Linked DNA regions of Mus musculus: region 2 is linked to region 1. Evidence: chromatin contacts called from ENCODE Hi-C or POLR2A ChIA-PET data. All regions are on one chromosome and are shown on one strand. The core of a region is the stretch at or near the end of the contact, and the rest is flanking DNA. Distances in the headings are between cores, read along the strand shown. Region 1 holds the start of Tmem184b (transmembrane protein 184b). Region 2 has its middle 5.0 kb from the start of Gm41359.

What was found. Hi-C counts contacts between places; a loop is a spot of excess contacts on that map. ChIA-PET counts read pairs that join two places held with the same protein, here RNA polymerase II (POLR2A).
Region 2: a loop to region 1 is called in a map of left cerebral cortex, with 2.4 times the contacts of the local background. The contact joins the enhancer-like site here to the promoter of Tmem184b in region 1. A Hi-C loop is called at or near these places in 21 of 37 maps with a recorded cell type or tissue (Patski, T-helper 17 cell, adrenal gland and 5 more). POLR2A ChIA-PET finds 5 or more read pairs at or near these places in 3 of 5 experiments (Patski and embryonic stem cell).

Annotation. Positions count from the first base shown.
Region 1 is chr15:79,401,093-79,406,487 of GRCm38, forward strand. It overlaps Tmem184b (transmembrane protein 184b), which reads right to left and starts at 2,211. Exons shown (of 9, transcript NM_172608.1): 1 at 2,093-2,211.
Region 2 is chr15:79,468,040-79,473,434 of GRCm38, forward strand. No RefSeq gene overlaps it. Among named protein-coding and RNA genes, the nearest start is that of Gm41359, 5.0 kb to the left of the region's middle. Within about 2 kb of position 2,689, at least 1 of the 3 ENCODE cell types and tissues checked has a DNase peak (open chromatin) inside an H3K27ac peak, as active enhancers do; it is heart, where a contact is called at or near this core.

The DNA.
Region 1 (5,395 bases), core at 961-3,460:
AGCACATGGAGAGAAATGAGCACAGCGGGACTGGAAATAGCACCGAGCCCCTCTTGGGGAGAGGCCTGGGCAGGCCAGCTGGCAAACAGAAGCAAAGCCTCAAAGGCAGGGAGTCCTGGAGGGCCGAGGACACGGCTCAGCAGCACACTGCCTGCCCAGAGTGCCTGAGGTCCCGATCCAGTGCACAGGACCAAAAGAGGGGAAAAAATGGGAGAGAGCAGCCAGCCGACAGGCCTGGTCCACAGAACTAGGACAAGCTGCCCACTGATCCCCTCCCACCCGGAAGCTCTTCTCTCCTCCCTAGTCCAACCCCACCACCCTGGGAGCAATCTACAAGGCATCCCCCAGGATTACACAAGGACGCCCAGGTCACCTATGGCTCTTAGGGGAGTATTTAGAGCCCCACCACCCACACTGGCCAGTGGGGTCGCTATCTATGTCCACCTCCGCAGCAGACTGGGAGCCTCTAGAAGAAGGTATTAGATCCTGTTCCTCTGTGTTCTACTCCAGGGACATCAGGGAGAGCAGTGAGCCAGCAGGGCCGGGAGACAGCCCTCAGCCGGGCGCATAGTAGATGCTCAGTAAGTTACAAGGCAACTTGGGCAAGACCCAGGGATGAAGGATGCTACCAGAGCCTACTAGTCCCACACTGACAAGGGAGTCACTTAATCCCCATCCCGTCCCACCCCACCCGCCTTGACCTGCTGCCTCAGTTTCCTAACCCACATCTATGCCCGATACATTATTGGCACAGCTGCCCTGAGAACAAACTGGGAAAATACACATGGAAAGCAAGAAGTCTCTGAGGAATGTTAGTCACCCAGCTTTGGCTCGACTGTCCCTTTGTACTGAAGCCTTTTTTTTTCTTTTTCCTTTTTTTTTTTTTTTTTTTTTTTTTTTGCTGGCTTGTCCATCCCCCCCACCCCCCACCCCCCAGCACTGAATCCACCTCCATACTCCTCAGTCTTTTGTCTTCTGTTTCTGGAATCCCTGTGATTCTTTCCAATTCTGATTCTGCCCCAAGCACCTGAGAGCTCTTCGATGCCTCGATCCTCACATCTGTGTGCGGGGTGAGCACCAGTCTAGCTTCTGGGGCTCCCACACCCAAGGGTTCCAACTCCGGCCCTGCACAGAACTCTCAAGATACTCAGATGTGCCGAGCCCAAGGGCCCACCAAACTTGTTGACACGAAGAGGGATGCTGCAAACAGCCTGTCAAAAAAGCCAGACCGTGGAGACCTGCACCTCCCCCTGCTGCTGATGCTGGTGGGGTGTGTGTGTGTGTGTGTGTGTGTGTGTGTGTTGGCTGAGTCTGCAGCACTTGCCTCCAGGGCACAGATTGCTACTTCTCTCCTTACATAAAGCACCTGGCAGCCAGATGAATAATACATAGACCTTCACCTCACACCCAGGTATCAGGCAGGCAGACACCTGCTTTGCCCCACCAAGGCCTCCAAGGAGGGAGGGATGAGATGTCCCGCCTCATACAGTCCTCCAAGAAAGGATACAAACTAAAAATCCGAGCCCGTTCCCCAGACTCCCTAGCTTTGCCACTGCCTGGAGCTCCTTAGCCCCAAGCTAAGCATCCAAGCAAGGTGTCCAAGGGCGTGCCCAGGCAAACAGGCACCACACACCCAAACCAATCTCTAGGGTTCCTTTGAACACCCAGCATCCTGGGAGCCCCAGATCCCTATCCCCCTTCAAATCTACTGACCTGTGTGCAAAGCGCGCGCACACCCCCATTTACGCATGTACCGTCTCAAGGGCCGACCACCGGGCCAGGTCAAAGCCACTGCACTGAGGACCGACGTCTCCCCGCCCCGTTCGGTCGTGCCAGGCTGCAGCACACCCACCGCGGTGCGCACAGTCCCATCGGTAAGAGGCTGGGCCCCGCGCCGCCCACCCCGACTCCCCCACGAGCAGGTCCGGTTACACTCAGGGCCCCGCCACGCTGGCGAAGCGGGCACACCCACGGGCCGCTTGGGGGCCTCCGAGTCCCTGCCTCCCCGCGGGAAGTCCCCAGAGTGGAGTTCTCCCCAAGGTGCAGCCCCCGCCCGGTCCCCGTTCATCCCGTGCATCCGCCGCCCGGGTACCTCAGGAGCCCATGGCGCTGGAGACTGCAGGCGGAGCAGGCGGCGCCGCAGCCCGGTATCTCGGCCGCCGCTGGCGCGTCCCGAGCCCCGCCGGGTACCGCCGCGCCGCGCCTGCGCACTAGGAACGCCGCTGGCGGGGGCGGGGCCGGAGCGCGCCGCTGAGGTCACTCGCCGAGCCTTAAAGGGGCCGCGCGCTGCGAAGCACCACGCGCAATCTCGGGTCAGGAGAATGGTGAGGTCCTCTTGCAACTCGCAAACGCACCGCGAGAGACCCAGGGCCCAGGTTTCCTAGTCCAGTCCCACCCACCACAGTCCTGGGATGCACAGTCTGACCCGCGGGATACAGACTGTCCCGGACACTCGCGAGCTAGCTTGAGTTTCAATTCTCTGAAAGCCTTGTATATGCCAACGCTGAAGGTGAAACGAAATCTAGTTGACGTTTGAGACAGGGAGGGTGAGTGTGAGACTGTGGAACGGACTTCCACGGAACGTTTTGTATAGTTATGCAAAATGAAACTGCTCTAGTGGAGCTGCCCCACCTCATTCCTAGCAGCCTAACGAACCGATTCTAGAGGAGTCATTCCAGCCCCTACCCCACTTTGATTTGTGAGGTCCTCGTCTTACCCAGATGACTGAAATGTGTAATATGCAACCAAGTTTATTTTTATCTCCAGCTCCAAATGTCTACCGACGCCTCTTACTTAGCGGGCTCAGCTGCTTTCCCCTCCACACACATTTCTTCTTCACAGCATTCCCCAATCCCTGCTTCCAGTCTTCAAGCCAGAAAGTCTAGTATTATCCTTGAGTGCTGCCCTCCCTCTCCCCCTCGTCCCATCAGCTTGGGCAAGACATCCTGTATCCCTAGACTCTGACCTCCACACTACTGAACTGCTGTCATGTCCAGGCTCTGCCCAGGTACTGTGAGCATCTACTTAGCCCGATTTTCCAACCTTGTCCTCGGCGGGTCTGTGCCAATGTGAGAATCAGGGATTCCTTTAAAAATCCAAATCGTTGGAGGAATGCTTGCTTACCATTCACCAGACCCTCAATATAATTCTTTGCACCAAAGTAAACAAACAAACGAACCCACCCAAGATGAACTATATGGCACTTTGCTCAAAACCCTTAATTAGTTCCTCATGCCATTCCAAATGAAGCCAACATCTGCAGATCTCTGCACAGCCTTGATCCAGCATCACCCTCCGCAGGCATGCCTGGCCTCATCTCCTTTTCCTGAACACTGACCTCTTGCTTTCCCTACAACCAAGTACAAGCATTCAGCTTCCATGCCTTTGCACCTGCTGTCCCCTCTGCTGGGGCTACAGTTTCCCCAGACATGTCTTCAAAGTCTTGCTTGGCTGGCTTTACTAGGGAAGCTGAAGCAGGATTGTTCTGAGACAAATACCTCCTTCCCAGAGTAAGATTGCTGAGCCCCTCACCTGCAGTCCATAGTCAACATCTCACTGTGCCCTGTTCTCCTAATAAAAGTTCATTTCTAACACGTATCGATTGTTTTCCTATCTTATTATCCATCTTCCTAGTGAACAGACTGTTGCATTAACTTTGGGGAGATACGTGCCCCAAATAGGAAGGCACCCAAACAAACCAAAGATTCTACACATCTCCCTCCATGAACCTGTGAGTTTATTGGTCATACTATGGCAATGTGGGTGAGGGGTGGGGTTACTGGCATCTGTAATATGTAATTCCCCTCCCCTCACCCCTGTCCCCAAATGACCTTTGGGAGTTAAGAATTCTTGGGAGGTAGAAAATTCTAGAAGCAAGCCACTCCCATAAAGCTGGGGGGGGGGGGGGCTCATTACCCATGCTGGACTGGGACTTATTTCTTTCTTCTTTTTTGTTTGTTTGTTTGTCTGTTTTTAATCACCCTTAAGAAGCAACCGTTCACTCTTGCTCCTATAAGCAGCTGACAGACTCGTTGACTGTTCTTTAACCAAGCTAGATGGAGCAGAATCATTCCTTTATTCTGTGGTCAGTCCCTTCCCTGGGATGAGGAGACATTTGTTCATGTCTCCCCAGGAAAAGTGCATGCAGCAAGGATGAAGATGTCTGACAGTTTCTTGTTTCCTGATGAAAATTAGTATGCTGCACTGGGAGTACTGGCAAGCACGTACTGAAAGTATCTGTAACATGGACAAATATAATAGCTAGGTCCTAAGGGGGAAGCTCGGGGTACTTGAGGGGCCTGAGTTCAGCCCTCATGACTACATGACTGAAGGAGAAAACCAGCTCTGACCTAGAGGCACACACAGTGACATGAGTGCACACACACACACACACACACACACACACTAAATAAATAGATAAAATTTTTTCAAAGACAAAAAAAGCCAAGAATAGTAGCCTTTAAATGCATCATATCGGAAGCAGGAGCACTAAGTAGATCTCTGTGAGTTCAAGGTTAGCCTGGTCTATGTAGCAAGTTCTAGACCAGCCATGGCTACATAGTGAGACAGTCACTCAAAGAAATAAATAAGATGAGTGATAGCAGCGCACGCCTTTGTTCCCAGCACTAGGGAGGCAGAGGCAGGTGGATCCCTGTGAGTTTGAAGCCAACCTGATCTACAGAATGAGTTCCAGGACAGCCAGGGCTATGTAGAGAAATCCTGTAGACAGAGAGATGAAATGACCTCTTTTGTCTTAGTCAGGTTTTTTGGTTTTGGGGGGTTTTTTGCTTGTTTGTTTGTTTGGTTTGGTTTTGGGTTTTTTTGTTTGTTTGTTTGTTTTGTTTGTTTTTTCGAGACAGGGTTTCTCTGTGTAGCCCTGGCTGTCCTGGAACTTATTCTCAGGCTGGCCTCAAACTCAGAAATCTGCCTGTCTCTACCTCCCAAGTGCTGGGTTGAAGGTGTGCACCACGACTGCCCAGCATTTAGTTAGGGTTTCTATTCCCACACAAAAAAAAATGACCAAGAAAAGCAAGTTGGGGAGGAAAGGTTTTATTCAGCTAACACTTCCACATTGCTGTTGATCACCAAAAGAAGTCAGGACTGCAACTCACATAGGGCAGGAACTTAGAGGCAGGAGCTGATGCAGAGGCCATGGAGGGATGCTGCTTACTGGCTTGTTTTCGTTTAGAACCCAGGACCACCAGCCCAGGGATAGCACCACCCACAGTGGGCCCTCCTACTCTTGATCACTAATTGGGAAAATGCCTTACAGCTGGATCTCCTGGAGGCATTTCCTCAAGGGAGGCTCCTTTCTCTGTGCTAATTCCAGCTGTGTCAAACTAACACATGAAACCAGCCAGTACATCTTCCCAACCCAGGTTTGAAATGTACAGCT
Region 2 (5,395 bases), core at 1,439-3,938, 67 kb after region 1:
GCAACACAGTAGAGCTGGCTCTGATGGAGTAGCCACAGGAGAGCCAGCCCTGACATGACAGTGGGAGAGCTGGCTTTGCCTCTTGCTGGCTCTGGCATTGGGTGAGCTGGCCAGGGCAGAGCTGGAGAGCTCACCCTGATGGTGTGGGTTCTGGAGGCTGAGCAGCTCAGATACCTCACAGGCCCAGATCCAGGGCTTTGAGTTGGCCCACCCCAACGTCTACCCCAGCTATGCACTGCTGGAGTGATAAAGGGCTAGCCCTACAGATCCAAAACTACAGGATCTTCATGACACAGGATATCCGAGAGGAGTCCCAATGAGATTCCTGAATTGATAGAGTAGCAGAAGCCAGAGGCCTCAAACCACATCAAGGAGCCATTGCAATGAACATTTGCAAGCAAGGAAGGGTGGACAAAAGGGTAGACTGTGGGACACACTACAGGTTCTTCAATGAGTTTTTTTTTTCTTTTTTGGGGGGGTGGGTTGCAAGTATGAAGGGGCAGGGAGATGGGTGGAATTGGGGTACATGATGTGAAATTCACAAAGAATCAATAAAAAGTTGTTGTTTTTGGTTGTTTGGGAGGGGTATCTAAGTTTGTCTGTGCTATACTGGAACTTTTTGCATGCTAGCCAATGTTGAGCCACATTCCCAATCCTTGGGTTGGAATAATTAGAATTTTTATGGTGGAGTTTTAAATAATTAACTAATTACTTAATTTCCTTTTTTTTTTTTTTTGAGATAGGATCTCTCTGTATATAGCCCTGGATATCCCAGAGCTTACCATGTGTGATGGTTTGTATATCCTTGGACCAGGGAGTGGCACCATCTGAAGGTGTGGCCTTGTTGGAATAGGTGTGACCTGGTTGGAATGGGTGTGTCACTGTGGGTGTGGGTATAAGATCCTCACCCTAATTGCCTGAAAGTCAGTCTTCCACTAGCAGCCTTTGGATGAAGACATAGAACTCTCAGCTCCTCCTGTGCCATGCCTGCCTGGATGCTGCCATGCTCCCACCTTGATGATAATGGACTGAACCTCTGAACCTGTAAGCCAGCCCCAATTAAATGTTGTCCTTTATAAGACTTGCCTTGGTCATAGTGTCTGTTCACAGCAGTAAAACCCTAACTAAGACACCATGTAAACCAGGCTGGCCTTGAACTCACAGAGATCTGCCTGCCTCTGCCTCTCCCTCTTCCTCTGCCCCCTGACTCCTGAGATTGAAGACACACACCATTACATCTGGCAGTAGGCTTTTATTTTTTAAAAGATATTTTATTTATGTTATTTATGTCTGTGTGTATGCATGCGTTATGCACACATGTGTGCAGGTACCCACAAGGCCAGAAGATGGCACCAGGCATCCTGGAGCTGCAGTGACTGGCAGTTGTGAACTGCCTGACATGGGCACTTGGAACCAAACTCTACTCTTGTTCTGTGCAAGAACAGTAAGTCCAGCCACCTCTCCAGCCTCCTCCCCACGCCCTGCTTCTAGAGACAGGATTTCATGTGTTGAAGGCTGATCACAACCTTTTATATAGTAGAGAATGACCTTGAACCTTGGTGCCTCCAGGTACCCCTTCTAAGCATAGCAACTGTAAGTATGCACTGCTTCATCTGGCTTCTGGTGTGCTGGACAAACACTCTATAAACCAAGCTGTAGTCTTGCCCTGGTTCAGGAAAATTAGACTTTTATTGAAAGAGTTATTTGTTTTTAATCGTATATATGTGCACGTGAAAGCAAATACTCTCGGAGGCCACAAGAGGGCGTCGGATTGGAGTTATGGGTGGTTATGAGAGACCTGAAGGGGTCTTGGGAACAGAGCTGTCCCCAGCATAAGCACTTCTTCTTCTTCTCCTTCTCCTTCTCCTTCTCCTTCTCCTTCTCCTTCTCCTTCTCCTTCTCCTTCTCCTTCTCCTTCTCCTTCTCCTTCTCCTTCTCCTTCTCCTTCTCCTTCTCCTTCTCCTCCTCCTCCTCCTTCTCCTCCTCCTCCTCCTCCTCCTCCTCCTCCTCCTCCTCCGAGATTTATTTATTTTTATTTATATGAGTACACTGTAGTTGTCTTCAGGCACACCAGAAGAGGGCATCAGATTCCATTACAGATGGTTGTGAGCCACCATATGGTTGCTGGGATTTGAACTCAGAACCTCTGGAAGAGCAGCAGTCAGTGCTCTTAACTGCTGAGCCATCACTCCAGGCCCCAGATTAGACTCTTTAAAGCATGGGAATCCCCGACTCAGTGGCATATGGTCAGGAAACTTCCCTCTCTCTTTCCATTTTGACTGGAGCCAAACTCACCACCCCACCCTACCCCCATGGCCGCTGCCCGAAGCCAAGGCTTGTTTCTCTTGAAGAAGGAAATGAGCATTGACTGACGGCAGAGTCTACTCTGCAGTAGTGGACTGCAGATCTTGCCCCGCAGCAGAACTGACCCGGGAGATAGGGATACTATCCATCTTATTAATTCTGCTTCTTTTGCTGCGATAAAACACCATGACTGAGACCAAAGACACCTTAGAGAAGGAAGGGTGTATCTGGGCCCAGGAGTCCAGCAGGAGAAAAGACCATCACCGTCACCTGTGGGACCTCAGCAGCAGGCAGGCATCATGGCTGGAGCAGAAAGCTAGGCGCTCACATCTTGAACAAGCAGAGAGCAAACTAGGCACTGTAGCGGGTCTTTTAAACTCTCAAAGTCAGGAAGTGATGTAGGACGTCCTCTGACATGGCCACGCCTCCTAAGCCTCCCCTAACAGCAGCACCGACTGGAAACTAAGTATCAAATGCTGGAGACCACAAGAGACATCTCATTCAAACCTCCACACTCCCGGAGGTGGAGTGAGAGCCTAGCCCAGCCGAACCGAACCGAACCGAACCGAGCTGAGCCGAGCCGAGCCCAGCCGAGCCCAGCCGAGCCGAGCTGGGGCACCTGGGCTGCAGGGCTATAACCATCAGCAGGCATTACCTATGCAAGTATTCACTTGGCTCCCTCTCCACCTGGACTCCCCGGGAACAGGACCCCTAGCTTTCTTGCCCAAGAAAAGTGTGCCAGTCCGCAAGCCCCTGAGAAATTCTGAATGAATGGTCAAAGACACAAATGAGTAACAGTTTGGCTTCAGAGTGACACAGAGGCTTCGCTCTAACACTCCTGAGAAGCTGTGGGTTTCGGGGACCAGAGGCTGGATTCCGTGGGAGCCTGCAGAGCGGCTTCCAGAAGGACACACCTTCTGGAACTGGGACTGGTTGTTGCCTCTGAGGCCCGGGGGCGGAGAATGCAGAGGAGGAAGGCTTGCTTTTCTGTTTGAATGTTTATATTATATATTGTAATGTGCGTAGATCCTAATGTGTTATAATTATAATGCATTTCCATGTGCATGTTTAATAAATGGATGCGGAAATAAACACTCACCTGGCGAGCTCCCTTAAACACGGGCTGCAGCCCCAGCAGGTCTGGGGGTGGCAGGCAACCAGGATTGGGCTCTCCAGGTGATGCTTGTCACAGGTGGCTCTGGACTACACTTGAGGAACAAAATCACCAGCTGGGTCCTCTTCCTACCGGCCATTCAGCCAGGCTCATTTGCATGATTTTTGCATATATTTGCATGACTTCCCTAGTTCCAAATAAAGCCTGTATTATCCTTTATCCATACTTCTGCCACCCTAAGGAACACTTCCCTCTTCTCTCCTCCCCAAGACCTGGCTGCTCTGGACAAACTCCCCTCACCCTAAAGATCCCAGTGCAATGTCATCTGCATTCTACATCCTCCTGGCTCCCTAAGGCCCAGCACAGATATCACCTTCTCTGAAGCCTCTCCTGCCCCCAGCCAAGTGTCTTTAGCCCTCCTTTGAACTGCCTGAACGCTCCTCCCACCTTGCTGCGTTTGCTCACGTCATCCACCTTGGCTGGTAGGGACCGATGAGGCCAGGGCACATTAGCTTCATTCTGGAGGATCCGAAAGCAGGCTTGTGATGGTCACTTTAGCCATCTCCAGAAACTGGGTTCTGACGGCACCCCTCATTCTGTTCGTCTTTTTTCTAGAATCAACTTATTTCCCTTTGGGGTGCTCACGTGTGTCACAGGTCAGAAGACAATCTTTGGGGTTCAGTTCTTTCCTTCCACCATACAATCTGCTTGGAATCAAACTCACATTGTCAGACATGGCACCAGATGTTTTTTACCTGCTGAGCCATCTTGTTTTAATTATGATTTTTTTATTGATTTATGCATGCGGTATATGGTGTGTGTGTGTGTGTGTGTTTGTGTGTGTCTTTGCATGTGTGTGTGAATATGTGTGTGTGTGTGCATGAGTGTTTGCACGTGTACATGTGTGCCTGTTTGTGTGTGTGTGAGCGAGTGCGTGTGTGTACATGTGCACATGCACACATGCACACACACACACACACACACACACACACACACACACACACACACACATATATGAAGACCAACACCAGCTATTTTCCCTCAACTGCCTTCTTGCTTTAGTTTTGATGTTTTTGTTGAGACAGGGTCTCTCAGTCTGAGCTTCGGACACTGTTTCTGCTTCATCCCAGCTTTGGGGTTACGGACTTGCCAACGTCTTTATATGTGTTGTAGGATCTGAACTCAGGTCCTTTGCTTGCCTGCCAGGTCCTTTGCTGACTGAGCCATCTCCCAGCAGCTACCCCCACCCTCACCCCGTCTTACTCATTTGGCTCGTGTGTTTTGGACTGCTGGAATTGAACCTAAGGCCTTGTGTATGTGAAGCAAGCAGTCTACCACCGAGCTGCATTTCCAGCCCCGAGTCAATGTCATTTGGATTTGTTTTGCTCTACTTGATTTAATTAGGTCTAAAATTACCAAGTCATTCACACTTAAGTAAAAATATTCCAGCCCTGAAATAGCTGGGGGGAAAAATAGACTCCCTTCTCTTCCCCATTCTCCCCCAGCCACACTCTCTAGGATGAACCACTGTTCAGTCCTGGGTCTCCTACCACACCATATTTGCATGTTTATATACATGTGATGTATACAAGTATATATAAACACAGCATTTTATAATAAGATATACATGCAAAGACACATGAAGAAAATGCAGGGACTGGAGAGACTGCTCAGCACTAAGACCACGTGTCTCTTTCATAGAACCCAGGCTCAGTTCCCAGCACCCACAGCAGGCAGCTCACAACTGCCTGTGATTCCAGCCCAGGGCTATCTGATGCCCTCTTCTGGCCTCTGTGGGTACTGCATACATGTGCACGTTACCCACCCCCATATACATAAAAAACAATATAATAAAAGTAATTTTTTTAAGAAAAAGAAAAAGAAAGCCAGGTGTGGTGGTGCACGCCTTTAATCTCAGCACTTGGGAGGCAGATGCAGGCGGATTTCTGAGTTCGAGGCCAGCCTGGTCTACAAAGT